Regions from separate parts of the Homo sapiens genome. Here all the other regions are linked to region 1. Evidence: chromatin loops called from intact Hi-C (ENCODE). Cell type or tissue: Calu3. All regions are shown on one strand. Region 1 overlaps LOC124903334 (a long non-coding RNA gene). Region 2 overlaps RAD51B-AS1 (RAD51B antisense RNA 1). Region 3 overlaps RAD51B (RAD51 paralog B).

Region 1 (8,000 bases):
GAACCTGAACCAGAGCCTCAGGAATTCCAATTTCTTAACCCAGCTCAGGAGTTTGACTTGGATGTTCATGTGATGGAATGGTGGAGGACAGAAGAAAATTGTAAATCACAAGTATTTCCCAGTTGATAACTTCTCAAACCCAAGAATGGCTCAGGTTGGCTCCCGGCACTTGGCATGTCATGGTTCTATCATGCTAATTCCATATGCCGGAGCTCATTGAAGTTGTGGCTGGCTATCTGGAAGGGGAGAAAAATCCCCCAGACCCTGTGCTGGCTGGAAGTGTTTGGCATTTGGGGCGAGTGTGGGTGTGAAAAGCAGCTTGTTGTAATGCTATAGGATGTCTGGACCACACTAAGGAGAGGCCCTGGCAACACTGCTAAGAAATGGAACATCACTCGTCAAGAAGAGACCCCATTGCAGGGAAACTCTGATGGCTGAAGTGCTCATATGCAGGTGGGGCTTAGCCAGGAGAACCATGAGAATTCCCAGATGGTCAGTGGGAAGGATGCTAAGGTGACCACCATGATTTTCACTTCCCAGCTCATGGGACAATGTCCTCCAGGTCCTATGACCTGAGGGTTGAAAACCCAGATAACTTTGAATTACTTTCTTATTGCTGTTGTAAAAGTTACCACTAATGGAATGGCTTAAAGCAAGGAAAATTTATCTTATAATTCTGGAGGCCAAAAGTCTGACATGGGTCTCACTGGGCTAAAATTAAGACATCTGGAAGGCGATGTTCCTTTCTAGAGGCTCTAGAGGAACATCCATTTGCTTGCCTTTTCCAGCTTCTAGAGGTGGCCCTCAGTCCTCGGCTTATGGCCCCTTCCATCTCCAAAGCTGATAATGGCCCATTGAGTCTTTCTTACATCGCTTTACTGACATTGAGTTTTCTGCCTCTCTCTTCCACATACTGGGACCCTTGTGATTATGCTTGGCCAAGGACAAGCTTTCTATCCCAAAGCCAACTGATTAGCACCTTTTTTGCTTCCTTAATTCTCCCTCACCATGTAACATATGCACAGGTTCAAAGGATCAGGACTTGGACGTCTTTGGGAGGCCATTACTCTGCCTATCACAGGCCACAGATGGAAAGGGTGGAAACCCCTATCACGAACATTCTTGGCCCAGTTGAGGGCCTGCTAAGCAGCTGGTGGTCTCTGCCACATGCTGGAGAGAAATCGTTGGAGACCTGCCTCAGAGAAAACACTGGAAATCACATAAATGGTTTTTAAAGAACTACAGCTACGTCCATCTTCTTGAGTCAAAAAACTCATTTCTGCTCCCTGTCAGAACCTAAAAAAGAACCATCCTGTGGGGTCAAATCATTGACACAGGCAGCCTGGAATCCTTCTGAACAGCGACTACAAGGGACAGTTTGTAGGAGAACGTGAGTTAACTCAGTTCTAAAATCTCAGAAGAACGCATCCAGAACATTCCTTCATCATGCATCTCGGATCTGTTAGGCACAACTTCAAAGCCAGCTCGAGCCTGTGGGTGTGTTTAGCCTGTGTGTTTCCCAGGGCAGCAGCGTAGAACTCACAATGTGCTTCTATTTCTTGGTCTTGAACCAACCCGTCAGGAGTGTGGAGGAGTAAGGGCCCTAATTTCAAGCCAGTCAGGGTTTACTCTGTCCATAGATTTATCTTTCATACTCTTCTCTGGCCATCTCTCAGTTTCAGTCTGTCCAGCCTGAAATGGTTTACTTTTTAAATTTTGTGCATGTTTTTATCTTTTTTATTTTTAAACTTTTGACATGCATAGCTCATTTGAGGATCGTGACAGCAGCTCTCTCTGTCGGTCGGTCAGGAGCAGTGCAGATGCCATGTGTGCCCTTGGGAAGGTGGCTTGACCTCTGTCTCAATGTCCTTGTCTGCAATATAAGGATAATTACAGCACCTGCCACCGAGGGATGACGTAAGGAGTGAGTGAACCATGCAAAGCCCTTAGAACAGTGTCTGGTACTTGGTAAAGCTGTGATACACCATAGCTGTTATTATTATCAAAAGATTAAATAAGACACAAACCTCTTTTACTGTCACAGAACTGGCCATTTTGATGCCACCAGACCATTGATATTCACTCCATTTTGAGCACGACAGACACATTCCTAAGCAATATGCTTCTTTGTTTTGCTTTATAGGAATACATTTGACCCTTGAACAACATGGACTTGAACTGCCTGGGTCTACTTATATGTAGGTTTTTGTTTTTTCAACCAAACACAGATAGAAAATACAGCACTTGCAGGATACAAAACCTTTGTGTATGGAGGACAACTTTCCCTATACTAAGGGGCAGTCCCCCACATACACCAAGAGGCATTCCTACAAATGCTTTTTCTTGTAGTGGAGGGTAGACATCAAAGCCCACTGTTGAGGGGGTAAATGATAGGCAGATGGAAAGCCGGGCACTTATGCCAGGGCCAAGAGAAAGCTCCTCTATCCAGTTTGGGTTAGGGATGTAAATAAGGCATAGTGGGTTCTCTCAGGGCTCTTTGGTGCTGGCTGTCTTCCTGATTCTCACCCAAACTCAAAAGGGAACCTCCCAGACAGTGCTACGTTGCCTTCACAGTGAATCAAATCCTGTTAATCCAAAAGGCCACCCCAGACATCACGAACAGATCTTGGCCAAGTCCATTCTAATCCAGCTTCAACCCCACCATGCCCCAACTCCACTTTCCACTCTGCGCCTTGTGGCAGTGTTGAATGTCAGGGAACTCTCCTTGGGGACTGTAAAAAAGCCCTCAGGCTTCCCATCCCAGGGCAGGGCCACTTGCTCTCCTCTGCCCTCATGCCTGGTATCCGCTTTCTACTCTCATCACAGCCTGCCTCTGAATTGCCAGCTTCTACCACCAAGCCTGGAAGAACTTCAGGGACCAAGAACCTTAACTCCAAATGGAACACAGGCCACAAAAATTCCTCAAATATGTACACCAAAACAAAAGGGTCCCCGGGGATTCACTTTATCTTACCAAGTTTCAGCTGAAGGGGAAGCATTCTAATGGCAAGTAAGAAAAGCTGTCAGAGAACTGTTTTGTTCAACATCAAATGCATTCCAGGCCTTATTTAATCAGGGAGCCCTCTTCACAGCTGATGCAGAGGTTGTTCCTGCAAATTGTTCCTGAGTCAGGGAGAGGAGCCTTGATTTTCAATGCAAAATAATGTTCTTTTGGCACAGGCAAAGTTGGTTGGCAGCTGGAGGTTTGGGGTGACCTCTGACCCTCTCCCACAGTTCCTCCCAAGTCCCACTGCACAAAACTAAGCCACCCTCAAATCCCAGGCTCTAATTGGCTCTTTGGTTTGTTTTGCTTTTCTCTTCTATCCAGAGCTTCAAAAGGCACTTCGATAATTGTTTGAGGCATGAAAAAGGCAGGTTTCAGCTTTCCTAACTGGAATGGAGGTAATTACTGTCTTCCACACACGAGCCGGTACATGCTTGAAATCAGATGGCTCTGGGTTGTTTTAGAAAGTGTAGCTGGGCCTCTGAGCCAGGAGAGGGAGGATTATGGAGCCTTCCAGCGGCTCCATTCCAGAGAGGGAGGAATTCAGACATCCCAGAAACGGTGAGGGTAACTTCCATATTTTTTTTGCAGTCTCTTCAATTCTGCCCAAGAGATTTGGCCTGAAAAGATTGTGCCTTCAACCTCATCCTGGAAATTCAGGTAGCATTTTTCGGTTTTCTCTCTCAGGAGACAGAAGCTGACACCCCACATGACTCCCATCTTGTCTGTAATCAGCAACCAGGGCTTTGACCTGCACTGTCCTCCTTTCCAGCAGCAGAAAGGGGTCAAACTGAGCCAGGTCTAGTAAGAGCTATCTCAGAGAACCAGAACACGGATTTGCTTTTGTTCTCTCAGGACAGCAAACCCAAGGGAGGGCAGACTCAGGCTCACATCCCACTCACACGGCCCTGAGTGTGGACTGGGAGCAAGACGCTGCTTCAAATTTCAGCCTGCCAGCTGTGTGTCCACAGGCAGCTAACAAACATCTCTCATCCAGCCACAGCCTCACCCAGAGAAGAGTAACCGACCCAACCTTATAGCGTTGCTGTGAAGTCAGTTAACATAGGGCTGAAGTTTGCTGTGAAGTCACAGCAACCCTATGTTATGGTTAACTTCATTTAACATAGGGTTAATGTAGGTTTAATATGAGGGGCTAACAATTACATATAAATGTTAGCTACTGTAATTGTCAGATGCATGGCCACTGGTGCCAAAGGAACCACTCTGAAAATTCTGGAGGTTTTCAAGACTCTGGGGATTCAGAAATGGAGGAAGAAAAGAAGCTGCTGCAGGAACAGTGCAGGGAAGCTAGAAGGGAACAGGGTGGCAGCCCCAGCTCAAAAGGTCTTCCCTCTCAAGGGCACCACCTGAAACGTATAAGGTTGCCTGAAATTCCACAGATTAGACATTTAGTTTTGCTTCTTTACAACAATATATCTCAAAGAGAACTGGCTGGTTAAACATTATTCATACATCTGTGTGAACTGGTTTATTTGCTCTCTTCCTAATACCTACACACTTAGAAACTCCAGGGAGCAAAGAGCTTGGGTCTGAGTTAGGGACTAGGAAAGGAACAGAAAGTAATAACTTAGAGTCATGAAGCACTGTCCAAGACATGGCCAGCTGTTCAGACTCTGAGAGCCCCAGTTCAATTCACTGGCTGGCCTGCAGACAGCCTGCCTGGCTCATGAGAAGGGAGGAGTGGGGAGTCAGGACCTGGAGGTCCTGAGGTGCTTTTCTGATGTTGGTACTTTCACGTTGCCCACTCATAAAATACCCTTTGTAAATGGCTTCTGGGACTCCCTCCTCTCTGGGAGTGCCTCCTTCGTGAGCTCTGCATATGGGTGGCCCAGAGAGCAGGCCCCAGCTGTTGCCTCTCCTCAGACATTCCATCCCTATGACCTCATCCAGGTGCGGGCTTGAGTCACCACTCCACTACAGACTCTCTTGATTTGGATATTCAGTTGCCTACTTGACATCTCCCTTTCAAGTACCTCAAACAAAACGCTCCATGTGCCCTTACCCCTACCCCCTGCCACCCAAAACAATCCAAACAAAAACTCCATCAGCCTGGTCTCCATGGACATGTTCTTGATGCAGTCAACCTTTCAGGACTATTGACGTTTCTCTTTGTACCTTGTACTTTTCTTTCACAGCCCTTAGGACAATGTATAATCACTTACTTATTTTCATATTGACTTGTGTAATACCTGTTTCCCAATAGACTGTAAAATTCATGAGAATGAGACCAGGTGGTTTGTCTCCTGTTCTTCCCCACACCCTAACTGGCACACAGTAGGTCCTCACTATGTATTTGTTGAATGGATAGTATTAAAGTGAAGATGGGTCCTAGGGTGAGGAAGAGTTTCTGGGCACAAAGAAAGGCCATGAAACCTGGCAAAAAATACATATGAGCTCATATCTTGTTTTCCTGAGGAGCTATTTGGTTTCTTCCTCCTCCTATTTGATGAAGTTATATGTTTAATTAAAGCCCTGAACAGTTAGAACAAATGTATAGGAAATGATCACATGATCATGAACTTAGCAAACAGCTACAAGCTTAACTGTCTAATATGGGGAGTGCCTAAATGATATGTATCAATATGGTTGACTCTCAGTTATCCATTCCAGTGGATAATCTAATAGCCAGTAATCTAATAGTTCATAATTTACTTGCCTATAATCCCATAAGTTTTACATGTGGCTTTGGATTATGTTTTGGAATTTGCACCAGGGTATGGGGGCTCTGATGGTTTAGGAATTCACAGTACTTTGAGCATATATGTCCTATGTCACTACCCCAGTTGCCCATTAAGGATTCCTCTGGGTTCCAACTGCATGTGGAAAAAATACTGCATTGTGCTTAGGAGGAAAGTGCATTGGTCTTTGTTTGTTTGTTTGTTTGTTTTGTTTTGGCTGTAAAAATTGGGGTCCAAACCCCAGCTCTTGCATTTACTAACTAGCTCTGTTTTCACACTACTTGTCCCCGTCTAAACCACTCCCTCAGGCAGGTGCAAAACAAGGCGAAAGCAGAGTTAAGCTCCTTATGAACTTTCTGTTTTACATCTAGGCAAAGAAACGTTCTCTCTTCTCCTTTTTTTCTCTTTTTCTTTCTGCCTTAGAAGACCTTCTCTTCCAGCTCAGTGGGATGAAGTCAACAAGGTCTTTGCTTTACAAAATCATGCCTGATTGGGAAAGATCCTGAAAATGTCTAGACAAATCTGAAAGAAAAATGCTGTCCTGGGCAATCTAATACAGAAAACTGACTCTGGGCTTTCCCTGGGCTCCACTGGTCCCACCAATGGTGCAAATGACGGTGACTTTCTCCACGTTCTACATACATCTGGGCATTTGCTCATGCTGTCTTGGGTCAAAGTCTCAAGTTGGAAAATGGATTCATCCTGAGATCCAAGGCAGAACCAGTCGTGTTGTCAGTGGGTAGCTGAGACCCCAAAATTCCCACCTCTTTTCCTGTCATGAAGTTTCTATCTCGAGAGAAAACAGCTGTCCATTCTTAGGCCAACTGGGACTGAAGCCAGCTGTTCCTTCCAGATGCCAAGAGTCAGATGCACGCCCACTCTTTTCTCCTATTCCCTAAGGCTGAAGTCTCAAACTTTATTGAATTTATTAATAACCTCAGGGACTTGCTAAAAAGCATTTCCCCAGGCTCTACCTCCAGAGAATCTGATTCAGTTAATTCAGGTTGGCCAGGAAATCTGCATGTTAAATAACAACCCTCCTGCCCCACCTCATTTCTGATCTCTAGGAAATTCCTATGTAATTGGTCTGAGAATCATACTTTGAGTGACAATAGCCACAGTGGAGGCACTGGTGTGCCGGTAAATGTTTAACAACTGGCTCTGGAGGTGGAAAAGCCTGGTTTGTAGCTTGCTGATTTCTGTGGTATAAATATTCCCACCTTGGTCAACTCAAGCTACAAATATGACATCATGATTGTGAAGTTGGGAAAAGGTTTGTGCAATCAGTTCTGATAAGCCCATAGTAACTGATTTCAGCATGCCCACTGGGTGGAAGTGGCCGGATGCCTCCAAATGCTGGTTCCTAGGCTCTGGCATAGAAGGGCCACTGTTTGGTCCAGAATGTCACATCCCCTAATTTTTTTTCCCTAAATCCTTCGTTTTTTGAATGGTTTGTTTTGGTTACTGGCTCTCGGAGACCTTGAGGGGTTCCAAGCCAGAGAACAAAGAAGGGGAAGAGAAGGAGCTCCAAGAAAGAAAATGCAATTAGTGTAGGATGTTGGCCTCAGCTACGCTGCTAACCTTGTTCAACCCAGCTTTCAGCAGGGAAGGGGTTTCAAACACCTGTCTCTGCCTTCATTTGATAAGCTTTCTGGTCAAGTCACATTAACCTGATCCTGCTGACCTGGAGAAGGATGAAAAGGCTGAGTGTCGGGGACCTGAGGGGATGAAAGTGGATGGGGGAGGCCTGGGGGGGGGGCTCATATGACCTGGGGTCACCATCGGCTTAAGGCTTCCCCTTTGTCTCCCTGCTCTGGCCCCATGTTTGAAGGTTCTGGTGATTTCCTCCCGCCCCCCGACTAGGCGAACAGATGTGGAAAGATCTCCAGTTCCCAGGGCTCAGGACACAACTGCCTGTTGTTTCCCGCCTGCAGACCGGGGCCTGCAGTCACAGGCAGAACAGCTACGCAATCACTTGCCAAAGAGCTGAGCCCAGTCAGGTGTGGGGTGCAAGCCTACTCTGCCTTTTGGGAGTGAGAGGATGTGTAAGCCTAGCTGAACAAGAATGGAAAACAACCATGTTCCCGCCCTGTTGTGCTCTAAGTTCACTGTGTAGGAATTCAGAGGCACTTTAGCAGAGGCAATGACTTGAGCTCTTCCACGGCAATACAATGCTCACAGGTGCCATGACCATTTGAACAAACGCTGCCTTCTGGGCCAGCTGCTTCTCTTGTCCCACACTGCAGGTACTGCCAACGTGAGAACTTTGCCCACTTCTAGACTGGAGTTGAGGGCAC
Region 2 (8,000 bases), 130 kb before region 1:
CCCCTTTAGATGGGCCAGCCTTCTTCAAGTCAGGGCAGTGCTCACCTGGCTTTGCTCCTGTGGGTTACTGCCAGCCCCCATTGGCATTTGAGTTCGTAATCCATGGCTTATTCGTTTAAAAGCTACTGACATCAATAGGAATCTCACAGAACAGTGAACTCAGAGACACCTGATTTCCTTGGTTTATTTCTTGACCCACTGTAGGAGGTGCCAACCCCCACCAGCTCAAGATTCTTTCCCCCGCATGCACCCTAATGCCCATTGCAGGTGTCAGCATCTCTTGTCAGTCCTACTGATGCCTCCATTGGCAGCAGGCTGAGCGTCCTTGCCCCAGAACTTTTGGGGAGTGCTAAGGTGGGCAGGTGTGTTCCCTGGCAGGGCATGGCTCCAGATTGGGCCCATAGGGCCCCAGCAGCTGCCGTCCATGTGTCGCTTCCCAGGCAGAGGGAGGGCGTCTGGGGAGACCACCCACTCAAGGGCTGGGCTGCCTCTCCAGAATCTCCTTTCAAAGACACCCTGGGAAGCGACCCTTGGCTTGCCCCGGTGCAGTGTCCTGAGGTTGCCCAGGCTCTCAGGGCAGTCGGGACCCTCCCAAGGTCCTGTTTCCTGCCCTCTGCAGGCCCAGATTTCAAAGCTGTCAATTCACTCCTCCTTTCCCTCCTACCCGCCTCCCGCCCTCTTCTCCTCCCCAACATTCTTTGCTTCTTGTTTATATTGCAGAAAACATCTGCGAGAGTAAATGACTGAGATGAAAGATCTTGGCAAAGGGCTATTTTTCTTTGCTTGGCTTAAAGGGGGACAGATGAAGACTTTAGCCTCATCCTCGCCTTCCCCAGCGTGACTCCCTCCCCCAGCTTCCAGAGAGGAGAGAAATGGGATCTGAATGAAGACAGACCAGAAGGTGGCCCAGCCGGCCCCAGGGCCTCACGTCCCCAGGCAGGGGAGATTGTTTTTCCTGTGGAACAGGCTGGCCTGGAGGAAAAGGCTCCGTGGGTGGAGAGGAGGGGTGCAGATTAGCATGCTTCTGCAGGGCTTTCCCCCAGCGCTGTCCACTCTCTGCCCTCCCTCCAGGCCACACGGTCACCCTTGCCAGCAGCAGACCTTTGTCTTGGGCTTGGTGGCATGTTATGGAGGAGAGACCATCCCGCCAGCCTTTCCTCCCTCCCGCCCCTCTCTCCTGAGTGGTTGTGCTGTGCAGGGAGTGACATCCTGGGCTGTACAGCCTCTCTCTTACTCCAGGGAGCTGTGTGGCTTTAGACAAGTTAATAACTTCTTGGGTCCTCAGTTTCTCCCTTTGTAAACTGGGGATAAATATACCTGCTTCACAGAGTTGTAGTGAGGATGAAATGATGTAACAATGCATGCTCCACACAAAATCAGGCACTTAATAAATGGTGATGACAATGGTGTTGATGATCAGGAGGACGAGGATGATGATGATCTGGTGGGGTGTGGGGCAGAAGGCAGGGAGAACCCTGAGGCAGAGTCTCTAGGTGACTTTCTGTAGGTGACTGAACCTCCATGTTTCCCTCTGTGGATGGAGTGTAGTTCATTCCGTCCTATTCCTTGTAGAGGGATTGTGAAGTAGGGCTGAGTGATTACACTTGGTGCAGATGAGATGAAGGGGTGATGGGGAAACCAAGCTTCACTATCCTTGGCACTATGACGGCTGTTTTCCTCTGTGACTCTTGGCTGCCCTGGCACTTGCCAGCTCTCCTGCCTGGCCATTGTCACCAGGGGGCACGGGCCAGTGGCCCTCATCATCTGAATGAGCCCCTGTTGCCATGCACCATGAGGACAGGTCTGTCAGTGCTGCCCAGGGCTGAGTGTCCTGAGCCCCAGATTCTCGGTCCGGGCAGCCCCCACTGACATGGCACTGGTAGCACCAAGGTTTCCAGGGTGGCTGGCTCAGAGGCTCCCACAGAGCAAGGCCAGGGACGTGGCTGTCCTCAGAGAGCAGCTGGGGAGCTCTCCCCACCCCATCTCACCTGCCAACCCAGCCCAGAGCTCCCTCTTTTTCATGGTCCCTGGTGCTCCTGTCGGAGTTGTGCAGTGGCGATGCGCTTCTTGGCAAGGGCAGGGCCAGATCTTAGGAAGACCTCAGTGCCTGGGCCAAGGCAAGGAGCTGTCACTCAGGCAAATAATGAGCAGATTTTTACCAGGTGGGACAGGTAAGTTCTGATTCAGGTGTAGGAGGAAGAAAGTCAGCTCATGGGCAGCAGCTTAGGAGGAAAACAGCTGGCAGCTGAGCTCCAGGGCAGGAGATGTCCTCTTATCCCATCTTTGTCCAGCCTGGGTCCACCAGGCTCACCAAATGAATCTAGGGATGTCTGTTTATGAAGCATGAAGCTGATGAGCACAGAGCAGAAGGTCCAAGCCTGACAACCTGTCCTGGCACTTCTGGACCTGCTCTGTCAAATCCTCCACACACTAAGGAGAAACAACCTTTTCCTGCCTGCAGGCTTCCTTCAGTACACACATAGGAAGAAAAAGCCTGGATCAATCTAGCCCTCCTAGACACAGATGCCTGAAGCCACCAGACTGATCTCTGCAGGGGCCGAGGCAGCAGTCCTAATAGATGGACTATCAGCTCCTATGAGCTGGACCCTGGGCCTTGGCCCCCCACCAGGCTCACTTAGTATATTATTCAGCTCTACATTTAATGATGGGGAGGCTGGTGCAGTGGCTCACACCTGTAATCCCAGCACTTTGGGAAGCCAAGGTGGGAGGATTACTTGAAGCCTGGAGGTCGAGACCAGTCTGGGCAATATAGCGAGATCCTGTCTTTACAAAAAAATTTTGTTAAATGACGGGGAAACTGAGTCTCAAGAGGTCAAGCAGCATGCCCTAGCCATGAAGTGCTAAGTTTCAGCTGCAGCGTCAGGATTTGAACCTAGATCTCTGTGGCTCCAAAGCCTCAGCATTCCCCCCACCGCGAGACCTACAATGTCCAATATGGATATCACTAGCCACATGTGGCTATTTAAACTTAGGTAAAGGTTCTGTTTCTCAGTCACACCAGCTCCATCTCAGTGCTCAATAGTCACATATGGCTAGTGGCTGTCCTACTGGACAGTGCAACTCTAGAACATTCCATCTTTGTAGAAACTTCTATGTAGAAAGTCAAAGGCAGCACTATGACTAGGTTGTACTGAGGCTCTTTCCTGTTTTAACCAGGCTGCTTAAACCCTTTTATTCAGCTGCAAACTCATCTAGTCTCTGACATACACCCTGTCCTCTCTCCCTGTCTATCCTCAAAGAGAGGGTGGTAGTTCTTGATCCCGCATAGTGAATGGGAACAGTGTGGAGCAGAGGGGACAAGTGACCCATGGGGGCTGGGAGCCAGGAGCTCAGCCCGGTCCTCTCTGCCATGCTGCACCTTCCTTGCTGTGTCTGTGAAAAATTGGGGCCTGGCTGGTCCTCTCAGGGGTGGGGGACCTGGGGGCCTAACTCAGTCACCCGCCCAGGCAGGCCCAAAGGTCACACTGCCGGCCTGCGGTCGCCTTTTCAATTATAGGACCCTGAGAGCGAGCTCTGGGCCAGAGCGCAGGAGAAAGGGGCTCTGTGTGGGAGTCCCGGAGCTGCTCTGCACCCCTCACAGAGGCCAGCTCTGTGTAGTACTGCCCAGAGAGGCTGGGAGGGGTGGCAATCTCTGGCAGCACACAGCAGCCTCCCTGTTCTGATACAGGCTCCTGCATGTTAGGCCTCAGTCCTCAGTTACCCCATTGAGAAAAGGGGGAGAAGAATCTGAGAGCTGGACAAAGGTTTTATATTTTGGGATTCTGTGCACAAATCTTACTTGAGTTTCTCAGCTGCCCTAGGAGGTAGGCAGGATACCTATAGTCATCTCTGTGGGTGGGCTGAGATGACCAGGCTCAAGAGAACCCTGCCCCAGATTGTCCAGCTAGATGGCAGCAGAGGAGGAGGCTGCCTGCTGCCAGGTGAGCAGGGTCCAGGCTTTTCAAAGTCACTGACAGTGCTCAAATCTGGTTTTGCCCAGCCCGAGCCCCTTGTACATGGTGCTGTCAATGCCTGCCATTCCTGTGGGTTCTCCTGGCTCCTGCAGGACAGGGACTGTGTTCTGCTCCTTGCTAAAAGCCAGCACCTGGACCATGCCTGGCTCTTAGAAGGCCCTCAGCAGATATCAGATGGATGGATGAATGGCTGTGGTTGAATGTGGGCAGAATGCTTGGGACAGCAGTGTCACCTGGTTCCTGTCTGCTGTGAGGCAGTTACTTGTCTCAGAGAAAATAGGGAGATGGTAGAGGCTGGGAAATTATAGTCTCGATTTCCTCCTTAGCCAGCCACTAGCAACAGAGAGAAAAGACCCCGCCGATCTGTAAGATGGAAGCTGGTGTTCCTCACGTCCCACCTCTTAGGGCCGGTTTCCAGCTCCTCCCTGCCCTCTTGGCCATGGCTGCTGGAAGCCAGAGGCCCACTCTGGGGGCTGACTTCCGAGATGTATGCCAGAGTGCCCCGCGGGTGGGCGTCCCTGGCAGGCCCTGGCTGTGCAGAGGCTGTAACTGGAGCAAGAGCTGTGTGTCAGAGGGTACACGGCTGCACAAGAAGACCTCAGCCAGGATGAACTAAATCTGCCCATCTCCCCCACACGCCTGCCCTCTCCCCCGACCTGAGCAGGTTTGCAATTCATCCGCCGTCCTCAGATGCTGTTCCTGCTATCAGATGATGAAAATGGAGATTCATCTTGAAGAAAGAAAGAAGTAGCTCGCTTCCCCCACACCCCGTCTATTTGAGCCCCTCCCCTCCCCCATCACCATGTGTTCCTGAAACCTGGGGCTGTTCCAAGTCCTAAATGTGCTGGAAAGTATAACCCTGAGCAGCTGTGAACCTGCTCAGGCTGCCGTGGCCCGGGGTGAATCAGAAACCAAGAGATAGGCTAGCTAACAATGCAGCCCCTTGTTCCTGCATTGAGAGAGAGAGAGATCACCATCAGCACCGGGCTCCTGAGAGTGGGGGCAGCTAGCTGGCGCACACACATACACACACACACACACACACACTCACCATTTGCCTCCTGGCACAACCCACTCACCTAGCCCACCCAGTGTAGGTGTGCTGGGGAAAGGTGTTACATAGCAGGCCTGAGACCATCATGACTGCCTGGTGGGGCCAGCCTCTCTCTAAGGTGTCTCCATCCCAGCCTCCTACTCCCTCCTTTCACTCTAACTTACCTGGGAAGGCAGGGGGGGAGGGAGCTGGAGGGGAGGGCTTGCATGAAGCCAAATGGAGTGGGATTGTCTTGAGGTTTTCCATTGGGCTGGGGAGCATGAACGGCAGTGGGATGCACAGCCAAAGCGGGTTCTTGGAGCCTGAGAGGGTTTGGGAAAGCCTGTTTACAGGAACCAGACACCCTGAAAAAAATAACTTGCAGGCAAGTTTTGAAGCAGGCCTGGTCATGGAGCTGGCAGCCACTCAAGGCCGCGGTAGAGTTGGGGGCCTTCCTATCAGGCCTGATTACAACTGCTCACGATCCTCACCAACTGCAGGCAGGAAGTGCCAAGCACCCACGGGGGTCTAAACCACCCACAGAAACAGCCCTGTTCACACGCACCACATCCTGGGAGATGGGGCGGGGAGTTCTCTTCCCATCACAAATGGAGAAACTGAGGCTCAGGGCCATCTGCCTGCCAGGCACTGACAGCGACAAAATTAGCAGCTCATGTCCTTAATGCAATTCCTAAAGGGGGTGGGGGGTTCTGTCCACCAGACATCTCCCATGAGCCTGATCTAAAAGCAAACAAGGAGGGATGAGCAGAAACACACCCTGACGTAAAGGTGTCCCCACAGCCTCATCTTCCCAGACAAGGTGGGCACAGCCCAAACTCCAGAATGCTTCTGGGATAGAAAAAAGCCTTAATGCCAAGACCGAACCACCAGGATTCCATCAGCTCTGTAGCGCTGGGCTTATTCCCTGTCTTCATCTCCACTCAGATATCCTGCACGTTCTGCCTCAGAAAGAGCTTTCAAATCCTGCCCCTTCTGTTCCCTTCCCAAGCACCAATGCCTTCATTCAAGCCCACATCATCTCTTCCTGGAGTGTCATCAGAGCTTCCTCTCTTCGTCATGCCATCATGCCAACAATCATGCTCCCAGCTTACAAACCTTCTTGCTTTCCCTAACCTCAGGATCAAGTGCAAGCATCCCAGTCACACAAGGCCCTTTAGACACTGGGGCCAGCCCCCATTCATCCTCATCTCCTTTTGTTCCTACCCAGTAGCTGCCATGTCAGGCAACTGACTTGTTCTGTGGTACCCCTGTGCCTTTGCACATGCTGTTTCTCTGCCAAGAATATCCTCTCTCCAGCATAGTCTCTACGTGGAAAAATTGCACCCATCCTTCAGAATTCAACTCCAGTGCCCTCTGTGCATGGGCCTGTGTTCGTGTCTCCATGGTAGGGCTTCTTTGAGCCGTAATGATCATTTGCATATCTATCTATCTCATCAGACCAGTGGTTCTCAAATTGGGGTGATTTTGGCTCCAGGAGACATTTGGCAATGGCTGGAGACATTTTTGGTTGTCACAATTTGTGTGTGGGGTGGTGCTACTGGCATCTTGTGGGTGGAGGCCAGGGATGCTTCTAGACATCCTACAATACACAGGGCCATCCACACAATTATGTGGCCCCAGATGTGAGTTGTACGGAGGTTGAGAAACCCTGGACTAGTCTGTGTATCTCTTGAGGCAAATTCTTATTTGTATATCCACGGCTAGGTCTAAAGAGGTATCCTGTAACTGTTTTTTGGCTTTGTTTTTTTGAAAGACAGGGTCTTGCTATGTTGCCCAGGCTGGGGTGCCATGCTCATAGTGCGCTATTCCCAGTCATGCTCATAGTACGCTACAGTCTCCAACCCCTGGCCTCCAGGCATCCTCCAGTCTCAGCCTCCTGAGTAGCTGAAACTACAGGCATGCACCGAGGCACCCAGCTTTCAATAACTGCTTTTTGAATAAATAAATGAGCAGACTGACTTAATAGTTATATACTCTCCACCTGTGGGATGTGGGTCACCGTGAGCCCACCAAGTTAGAACTTAAGAAAGTTGACTAATAGTGAGTGAACAAGCATATTGACAAGGATAGAATAAAACATGCGTGTGAATCAAATGCTTTGCTTTCAGTGAAGAAAAGGACCAGCCTATTATCAGAGTGGACCTCAAGTTAGGTATGAACACACATCATTACTGTAGCACTTCTTTTTAAATTAGGGGCCTGTGATTAAGAAGTATCAGTAAATTGCTCCCCTATGCTCACAAAGCAGATGTCAAACCCTTAGCAGGACAGAGGACTCAAGGCCTGGCCCTACTTCCTACAGGGGATATGGCCAACTTGGAGATGGTACAGAGACAATCCATGCAGATGATGAAAGCTCTGGATACCTAGGCCCATGGAAGGGAGGCAAAAGGAATTGATATCATTTAACTTCAAGAAAGTAATGACTTGGAGGGTGTCCTAACATATTTTCCAGTAACACAGGAGGTGATTGAATGGAAGGAGTGGCCAGTCACTCTTTGGCGTCCAGGATCCAAGAAGAAACAGATGAGGAGGAAGGAGGATAAACAACTTCTGGACAAAGCGAGTAAGTGAAGGTTGGGCAAGAACGCACAGCACGCATGGCCGAGGGTCCTAGAGGATGCTGCACCTCTGCCTCTTCTCTAGACGGGATCCCTTTCCCACAGCTAGTGCTGTTGGAGGGCTGGGGAGGGGGCCGTCCAGGCTTCAGGCCTTGCTTTTAGAACTTTCCTTTGAACTGGAAAAACAGGAAAGACCTGGGGAGACTGGGAGGCAGAGAGTAGGAGTATCAGGGAGAAAACAAGGGCGAGCAAGGAGAAAGGACAGCAAGAGCAAGAGGCGGCTGGAAAGACACCAGGAGAATATCGGGGCTGCGTGGCCTCGGCATCTGGAGCGCAGACTGCGGGCTATATTTAGATCGCCATGACTTGCAATAATTTGTGCAAGGGGGGAAGAAAGGAAAATGTGAAGTT
Region 3 (8,000 bases), 140 kb after region 1:
CAATAGCGCCCAGGTTGAGAAATGTCAGGCTAGATAAACCAACTGGCCAGAGCTAAATAAATGGCCTTTGTCTCAGAATGTGTTTTCTGCCAGTCCCTGTTCTTGTTCTTCCTAGGTCTTTTCTCTACATATCCATCCCCCTTGAGCCTCCTAATCCCAAATCTTACTTTATATGTATTTTGCATCCACTGGCCATTACATCTGATTGTTTCAGAGATAATCTGAAGTAAGCACAGGTGGAGTGATAGAAACTGTGGACAGGGTTCCATGCAGGAGAGGTCTTGTGAGTGGACAGAAACTGAGCAGAAGCTGTTTCCTCCTAAATAAGAGCAACTGGAAGGGGTTTTGGGTAGAGACTCAATTGGTGATTTTCATTTTAACCCAATCCACTTATTGTGGCACTGTTATTGACTAATAGGAAGAAGTAGTGTTAGAACCTAATTATAAAGAAACTCTATGGCTTTTTATTTATTTATTTATTTTGAGACGGAGTCTTGCTCTGTCGCCTGAGCAGGCTGGAGTGCAGTGGCGCAAACTCGGCTCACTGCAAGCTCTGCCTCCTGGGTTCACGCCATTCTCCTGCCTCAGCCTCCCGAGTAGCTGGGACTAAAGGCGCCCGCCACCATGCCTGGTTAATTTTTTTGTATTTTTAGTAGAGACGGGGTTTCACCATGTTGGCCAGGATGGTCTCGATCTCCTGACCTTGTGATCTGCCTGCCTCGGCCTCCCAAAGTGCTGGGATTACAGGTGTGAGCCACCGTGCCCGGCCAACTCTATGGCTTTTTTAACAGAAATGCACCATGATCAGTTTAAGGGAACTAGGAAATAGACCAATATTGCTTTAAGTGAAGCTCACATAAGTAAATTCTTCTAAGAAATAGGTAAAAAAGTATTTCCCAGTAAAGACTATCTGGCAAAGTAGAAAGACTGGAATTCTGGTGAGTCAGATTCTAACTAGCTAACTAGCTGTGTGACTCTGAAAAGTCACTTACGGTCATTAGGACTTGGTTTCCTAATCCAAAATAAGAGATCATTTCCAGCAGCTAAATTTGACAATTGACAGGACAAAGAAAACAGGATATATGGGGAAATAGGAAAGAATTATGGATTTGTAATAAATGTGAACATGATTTCATGGCTAAGATTCATGGCTCTATATTCTGCTCTTTTAATTTAGAAATGTATCAATAGATGCCAATTAAACTGTGCTCACCCTACTGATTGATCTAACTTAAAATATTTGAAGTGCCCATCTCATTTATTTTTACAAGACTGAAGTCATCAGTCTTATAAACTGAAGGTTGCCTTATGTGGGTGTACACAAATCACAGCCTTGATGAACAGGGAATTAGAACACAGTTTTCCTTTGCAATCCACATGTTCTAAGCTAATGTTAAAATAGTGAGAACCCTAAGATTGCAACAAAAGATTTGGGATTACATCTTCACTGAAATGACACTGAGGTAGTGGTGCCAGCCAGACTTCTGAGTGAGTTATGGCACAGGCACAGCCCAGAGACTTGGCATTTTTCTGTTTTTATTTTTTTCCACTGATGACTCTTGCTGAGACTGTAAAAGCCAGCGATCCTTCATCCCCCACTCCATCTCTCTGTGGGGAATTATAATATGATTAAATACTCTTAATTATACACACACACTGACATCCTGAGGAAACTGATGAAAACTACCTGGCAGAAAACATAGGTGTATATTAACTCTAACCATCTGGGGCCTGCTGGGGCACTAACCACAACTGTTGGCTTTTACTCCCCAAGTGAGATGTCATTCTGAGACCATGTGTGTGGTCAGTTAATCAGGTGTGTTTCAGTTTGGCTGGGTGAATAGGCTTTGCAATTTTACTTTGGTCCCATCTAACATTCTTAGCTTTTCAAGATGACCAACGGCCTCTGTCAGAGAGGAATAATTGGGAGGAAAAGTAAGCTCCTCATTGGTCAAGTGGAGCCAGACAATTTTACGTGGTTCCCAGAAGCTACTTAGAAACACACTTTAAGCACGAGAACATCTCCAGAACCCGGATGCTTTGAGAAAGAGGCAATTTAAGAGAATGACAGCAAAATAAAAGCCTGGGATTTCAGGAAGTGGTTCCAGGAACAATGTGTATATAAAAATGAAGTGGAATCATTTTTTCCAGGCAATCTACTTTTATACACAATGCAATCGTATGACAATAACTAGCATTTATGAGTATGTGAGTACACACTCTATGTTTATAGATACCACAGCAGCCGCCAACAGCGGAAGAGGGTGAGTGGATCCCTTTGTGACTAGCAGCCTCACTCTTCACCCTGCTAACTTCACCACACCCATGGGAGCCTTGCTTACCAGCCCAGCAACAGTTGCCTTGATTAAAATGTGATGTCCCTGGTCACTAATAATTCTCTTGGGAAGTAGAGGGAAAGTAGCCAAACCATACTATGGGAGGAATGGACAAAATCTCTCTCCCCTTTCCATTCAGATGTATCCTGACCACAGAAATTGTCTTCCCACCAACTTTTCTACCCTCCATTCTACCTTCCAATGTGATTACATTTGTCGGTCTTTCTACTTAATCTTCACATACCTCTGTCATTCCTCTCTTCTCCCTATGGTGGGAGTAAGTATTTTGGTTAACTGCAGGCAGACAAAGTGATACCATTCTCCATGTCCACTCTAAGGCCTAGGACACCGATCATAGACAGGAAGATGGATGAAGCCAGAAAGGGGATTTCCTCTACTTGTCTACCAGTGCACCCCCTTCTCCCAGCAGTCCCTCTGTTTTCCCCTTAAAGCACTTGGCAGTCTCTGAGTAAATCCTATTGACTTGGAATCTGAAAAAATGTTGGCAAAAATCTATTAGCAAAAATTATCTCCAATATATAAATTTTAATTAATGATATAATTTATTTTAGATTTATTCATTCACTCAATCATCCAATAAATATTTATTGAGTTCCTTTATGTACCAGGAACCGGACTGGGTGAGAGTAGCTAGCTATTTTAGTAAATAATGGCATGAGACTTATGTCAGACTGAGCAAGGCCTGGCAATATCAGTTTATCCTTGAATGAGAAGCTCCACTTGTTATTTCCCGGAACAAGTAACAATAAAGCAGCACATATGGCAAATAACAGGTACCTAGTATGTATTTGTTGCTGTAATTGGATGAAGAAGCATTGTTGGGAGAACAAGTAGACTGAATCAGAAGATATGAAGCAAAATTTCTGGGCCTGAGTGTCTCATCTGTAAAATGGGGATCATGCTACCTACATCATTTATTAGACAAGACTGCAGTGAAAATCAAGAGATAATGTATATGAGAGCATTCTGCAAATTATGAAAGCAGAATGCATACATAAACTACTGTGAGTATTCAATCTTGAGATCACAGATAAAAGCAGTATAGTCAGCCCTCCATATCTAGGGTTTCCCCATCTGTAGATTCAACCAATGTGGATTGAAAATATTTGAAAAAAAAAAAGCAATGAAAAATAACAATATAACAATAAAAATAATACAAATTTAAAATACAGCATGATAACTATTTAAATAGCATTTACATTGTATGAGGTATTATAAGTAATCTAGAGATTAAAGTATATGGGAGGATGTGCATAGGTTATATGCAAACATTATGTGATTTTATATAAGGGACTTGGGCATCTGAAGATTTTAGTATGGGGCTGAGTCCTTGAACCAATCCTTCATGGGTACTTAGGGAACAGACCATATATCTCTTCACTTCAACCAACAAAGAAACATTAATAGAGGAAGGTGGTCTCAATTAACCAGGTTGGGCACTAATAAATTAAATGATCTGAGTCTTAAAGGGAAAGGGAAAGAGCTATTGGGAGAAACATGCTTTTTATAATTTAACATATAGTGATTGAAAACAGGAAATACTTCAGTTATGAAAACAAAAGGAGCCCATGTGCTAAAAGACTTAAACATATTGAAGTGGGCCAAAAGTAATTAGGTTGAGTAGGGTAAGGATAAGAAAGTTAAAGCTAATGTTTTATCCTACCGCTAGATTCAGTTTCTGAGTAGATGAAAAGAGTTCAGTGTTTCTCAAACTGGAGTGATATGTGGAGTCCTTTTAAAGGGGAAAAATTGAGACTTGCAAAACTGTTAAAAAATCTCTAGGAGACCTAAGATTAAGTTTCAGAATGACCAGCTTAACAAACTTAAGACTTATTTTTTTAAATGACTTTTAATTGCAAAGTATTGTCTTTATGATTTAAAAAAAAACTTCATAAAAAGTTTAAAATCTCATTAAACTTGCAGACCTCAAGAATCTACAGCTCCCAATTTGAGAAGTGCTGATTTTGTCTCGCTCCTTCCCTTTACAGATGAAGGAACTCGGGCCTGTGAAGACAGTGACTCCCTAAGCCACACAGATGGCTATTAGCAAAAACGGGGCACAAGCCCAGGCTGCTTGATTTCGAAAGCAGAGCTTTTTCCTTCTTCACACAAGCCCTCCTCTGTTTGTGGCAGAGTTCACTATCTGCTCCAGACAGATACTGGTATTGTCCTACACCAGAGACAGGGAAGCAGATGGAGGCGAGAAGGTTCGAAGGGGAAGTGATGTGGGTGTGGCTGATGCAGACGTCATTGCAGCTGGACAAGCAATTTGAAAGAAAGGTATTTCCAAGGCTGGATTCTTCTGCTCATCGTTGAAACAAAGAAACACTGGGTGGAAAACACTGGCAGTTTTAATAGTGGGAACGTTTCTCCCTAACAAGTTTGAGCAGAAAGTAGGAAGAATATGGTCCTGAGCTAAAAACTGGAGAGGAACTAGAGAAGGTATGAGGTTATAATTCAGGGTGGCCAATTTAATCAGCTCATATTCATTAAACACCCACATACACATGGTGCTTTACAACAAACCCCTTCGCTCACTCTGAAGCATCCACAGGCCTGTTTTAAATGGGCCACCCTGTACATGTTGGGAATCTGGCCAGGGTGTTAAGGCAACTGCTTCCCTTCCTAAGAAAAATAGGGTGGATTTTTAGACAACCACAAGTAAAGGCTAAAGCCTCTAGTTTCATATCCCATCTGAAAGCTGGGAAAGACTTGAGGAATCTGTTTTCCAAGAATCTGTTTGCAAAACTCAATAATATAGTAAACCCTTCCATTTCAGACCTGTAACATCCTATACTATCTACATTCCCAGACTTTTACTCTGCAATTTCCCTGGGTACATTTCTCCTCTTTATTGGAGCTGAACTCAAGTGCTTTATGAATATTCCCACATAACGACTGAAGCATTATGACCCTTCAGTTATGTCTAATTAGCCAATCAATGATTTTGGTCACTTCCGGCCCTTGTATAATGTACTCATTGTAACTACAAAAAAACATGTTCTTACCATTGCCTATGTAAACTGCCAAGAATATTTTCAATCTTACTGATTTATCAAGCAACTTTTGATTGCAATCTGAGGAGAAGACTGCCTGGGCCTGTTCCTCTGACAGTCCCCAGGAGCTGGGCCTAGCAAGCTTCTGGTACTATGTGGTCTCTGAATACCAGGGAGGAATGCGGTACAAGTCACCCCACTTGGGTCCCTGCCCAACTATGTTGGCAGGTGCTGTGACTTTTACAAGAAATCTTATACTTCCAAAGATTGTAACCCACACAGAGGGCATCAGACCATTAGGAAAGGCTGAAAAGCTTCCTTGACATCAGACCATTCATTCTTGGATAACTTTCTCATTCTTCCATGATGCCATCCACTGGGAGATTTCAGGAAGCTGAGGACAAGACTCAAGCTGTTGTAATTACAGCTTATAATACAAAGCAAACAGTAGGTGCTCAACTAAATACTGCTGGGTGGTGGGTTGTTTTTTGTTTTTAATTTGGCTTAGTTTCAGTGTGTGGTTTGGGGGGTTGAGATGGGTTCATGAGGTCGTAGATACAAATGGGAAGTCAGGATGGTTTGTTTGAAGTGGCTCTGCATGTCTCCAAATATGTGAGCAGAGAAAAATACTTGCAGTATTGTTCAAGGTAGTTAGGTGAACAATCATAAGAGCTGTAAAATAATAAGCCTACTTTAATAACACCCTCACATTTTACAAAATCCTTAAGTGGCCCCAACAGCTTTGCCTTGGGTGTGCGTGAAATAAATAGCAGGTGGCTTATTTGGCATGTCCCTCCAGTTCAGGAGTAAGTCTGAGGCCCCTGGGTCCCTAGGAGTCCTCCAGCTTAATAAATAGAATATTATCAATATTCCAGAAGCCTCTTGTGTAATCCTTCTCCAATAGCATCATCTTCTCTCCTGCCCAGAGTGAACCTTCATTTTAAACTTGGTGATTTTCATTCAAGTTGTTGACAACATTTCAAAAATCCTATCAAATATATCCAGAATAAGGCTCCCCAAGCCAATATAAGGGGGATATTTCTTTATATTTTTCACTAGAATTAAATAAGCTGATTCATTAATGCATTCAACAAATGTTTACCAAGTGCCCACTATGTATCAAGCAAAGACTTAGGCACTAGAGAAACAGCTGTGAGCAAGACAGACATGGTCTGCATCCTTACAGCCTAAACATGCAAACAGTTACACAAATAATCAGTTAGTTACAGTTGTGAGAAGAGCTCTGTGGGTGAGGGACGGCATACTCTGGAAGTGTAACTGTTAGCTACAACCCATAAGAAGGCATAGGGTCTGGGAAAGTAGCCCTGAGAAAGCATATTGGAGAATGACATGAGGCAGAGGACGCTGCATATAACACACACTAGGTGTCAACGAGAAAATAAAATCGTGATTTAACCATTACAGTTTGTTTACTAGACTCAAGCCTTCAAAACCTGGGATCTCTAAAGAAAAATAGAATAAAAAGTAGAAAGTATGGAAACCACAACTCCAGAGCTCCCCCACCTCACCCACCCCAGCCACTGAAGCTGAGAGCGGGGAAGGAGGGTGTTAGGAAAATTCAGCTTTACCATCACATACAAAGAGATTAAAGGACATCCTCACACCCTGGCTCCTGAAGTGCTATTTCTTAAGATTAAGCAGCAGACCCTTCCCAAGTTTAAATAGGGTAACGCTAAGTTTTGGTTGTTGAAGCAGTTCCATCTGCACTAACCTTTACAAACCATGACTGTGTCAGTTTTTCCAAGCAGGAGAAATGGATGGAAAGCCAGGCCACATCTTAATAGGGCCCTGGTGAGCTAATGGGTGTGATTATTTCATTGTCTCGGATTCACGCCAGCCGAGGCTCATCAGATACGGGCATAATCCAGGAGAAACATGACCTCACTTTCGACATGGGACTGTGCATTCAGATGCCAATAGGAATTTAGTGATCCCTCAGCGCAGGTAAAACTGAGCTCTTTACGGTTTCAGCTAATGAGAAGCATACCAAAGTTACCTAAAACAGTAAAGCTAATATTGACATTAACATACTAGATACTGTTAGGGTATGGGAAGCCAGGAAAAACTTCTGAGACCATCTGTGCTAAGTGTGACACATCTATAATGAGGCGTGTATTTAAGATAAATTGCCATCTCTTTAAATGATTAAGTACCAGATTTATGGAAAGCTATAACCCCACCAGGACCACAGGGTTGTTAAGTGGTTAGGGCTATAAAGGTGAGAATCTCAAGATTTCAGTTGTGCCACAAATTGTCCACTGACTTGCAAAATCTTTGCCAAGGAAACTTTGCCTCAGTTTTCCCAATGAAAGAAAAGGAAGTCTATCACCTAGGTTGTATAGCTCTGAGAAGAGCAAAAGTTTCACAGTCAGGAACATGCATGCCTTCACTGATTCCTTCTCAGAATCTTCTCATTATATCATGTTGACATCCACTGGAAGATACCAGGAAGTACAACACAAGACTCAATGCATTCCAGTTCAGCTTACAGCACATTTGCTCATTATTCATTCAATCATTTTTTTTCTGAGCACCTATTATGTGCCAGAGTGAGACCCTGTCCTAGGCACTAGGAAAATCAGAATGATTAAAAACAGACTTGCTCTCTGCTCCAACGGTGCTTAGA

What was found. Hi-C counts contacts between places; a loop is a spot of excess contacts. Peaks named below come from ENCODE experiments on the same cell type or tissue, not always from the same donor. Only the 100,000 strongest peaks of a DNase experiment are listed, where the experiment ranks them.
Region 2: a loop joins it to region 1, with 2.3 times the contacts of the local background. A loop is called at or near these places in 2 of 110 quality-filtered maps.
Region 3: a loop joins it to region 1, with 2.3 times the contacts of the local background. A loop is called at or near these places in 3 of 110 quality-filtered maps.

What each region holds. Positions count from the first base shown.
Region 1 is chr14:68,518,017-68,526,016 of GRCh38, reverse strand. It overlaps LOC124903334 (a long non-coding RNA gene), which reads left to right. Exons shown (of 3, transcript XR_007064223.1): 2 at 1-3,402; 3 at 3,596-8,000. It also overlaps a transcript of RAD51B not described here. Among named protein-coding and RNA genes, the nearest start is that of RAD51B-AS1, 160 kb to the left of the region's middle. In Calu3, no CTCF peak of the experiment used is centred here; DNase peaks (open chromatin) are centred at 4,906 and 6,856.
Region 2 is chr14:68,652,152-68,660,151 of GRCh38, reverse strand. RAD51B-AS1 (RAD51B antisense RNA 1) reads left to right here. Exons shown (of 4, transcript XR_007064220.1): 3 at 7,484-7,594. It also overlaps a transcript of RAD51B not described here. Among named protein-coding and RNA genes, the nearest start is that of RAD51B-AS1, 29 kb to the left of the region's middle. RefSeq lists a silencer at 1,940-2,068. In Calu3, no CTCF peak of the experiment used is centred here; DNase peaks (open chromatin) are centred at 3,901 and 4,891.
Region 3 is chr14:68,374,163-68,382,162 of GRCh38, reverse strand. The region is part of intron 8 of RAD51B (RAD51 paralog B); the gene reads right to left. Among named protein-coding and RNA genes, the nearest start is that of RAD51B-AS1, 310 kb to the left of the region's middle. RefSeq lists an enhancer at 3,105-6,123. In Calu3, no CTCF peak of the experiment used is centred here; a DNase peak (open chromatin) is centred at 4,562.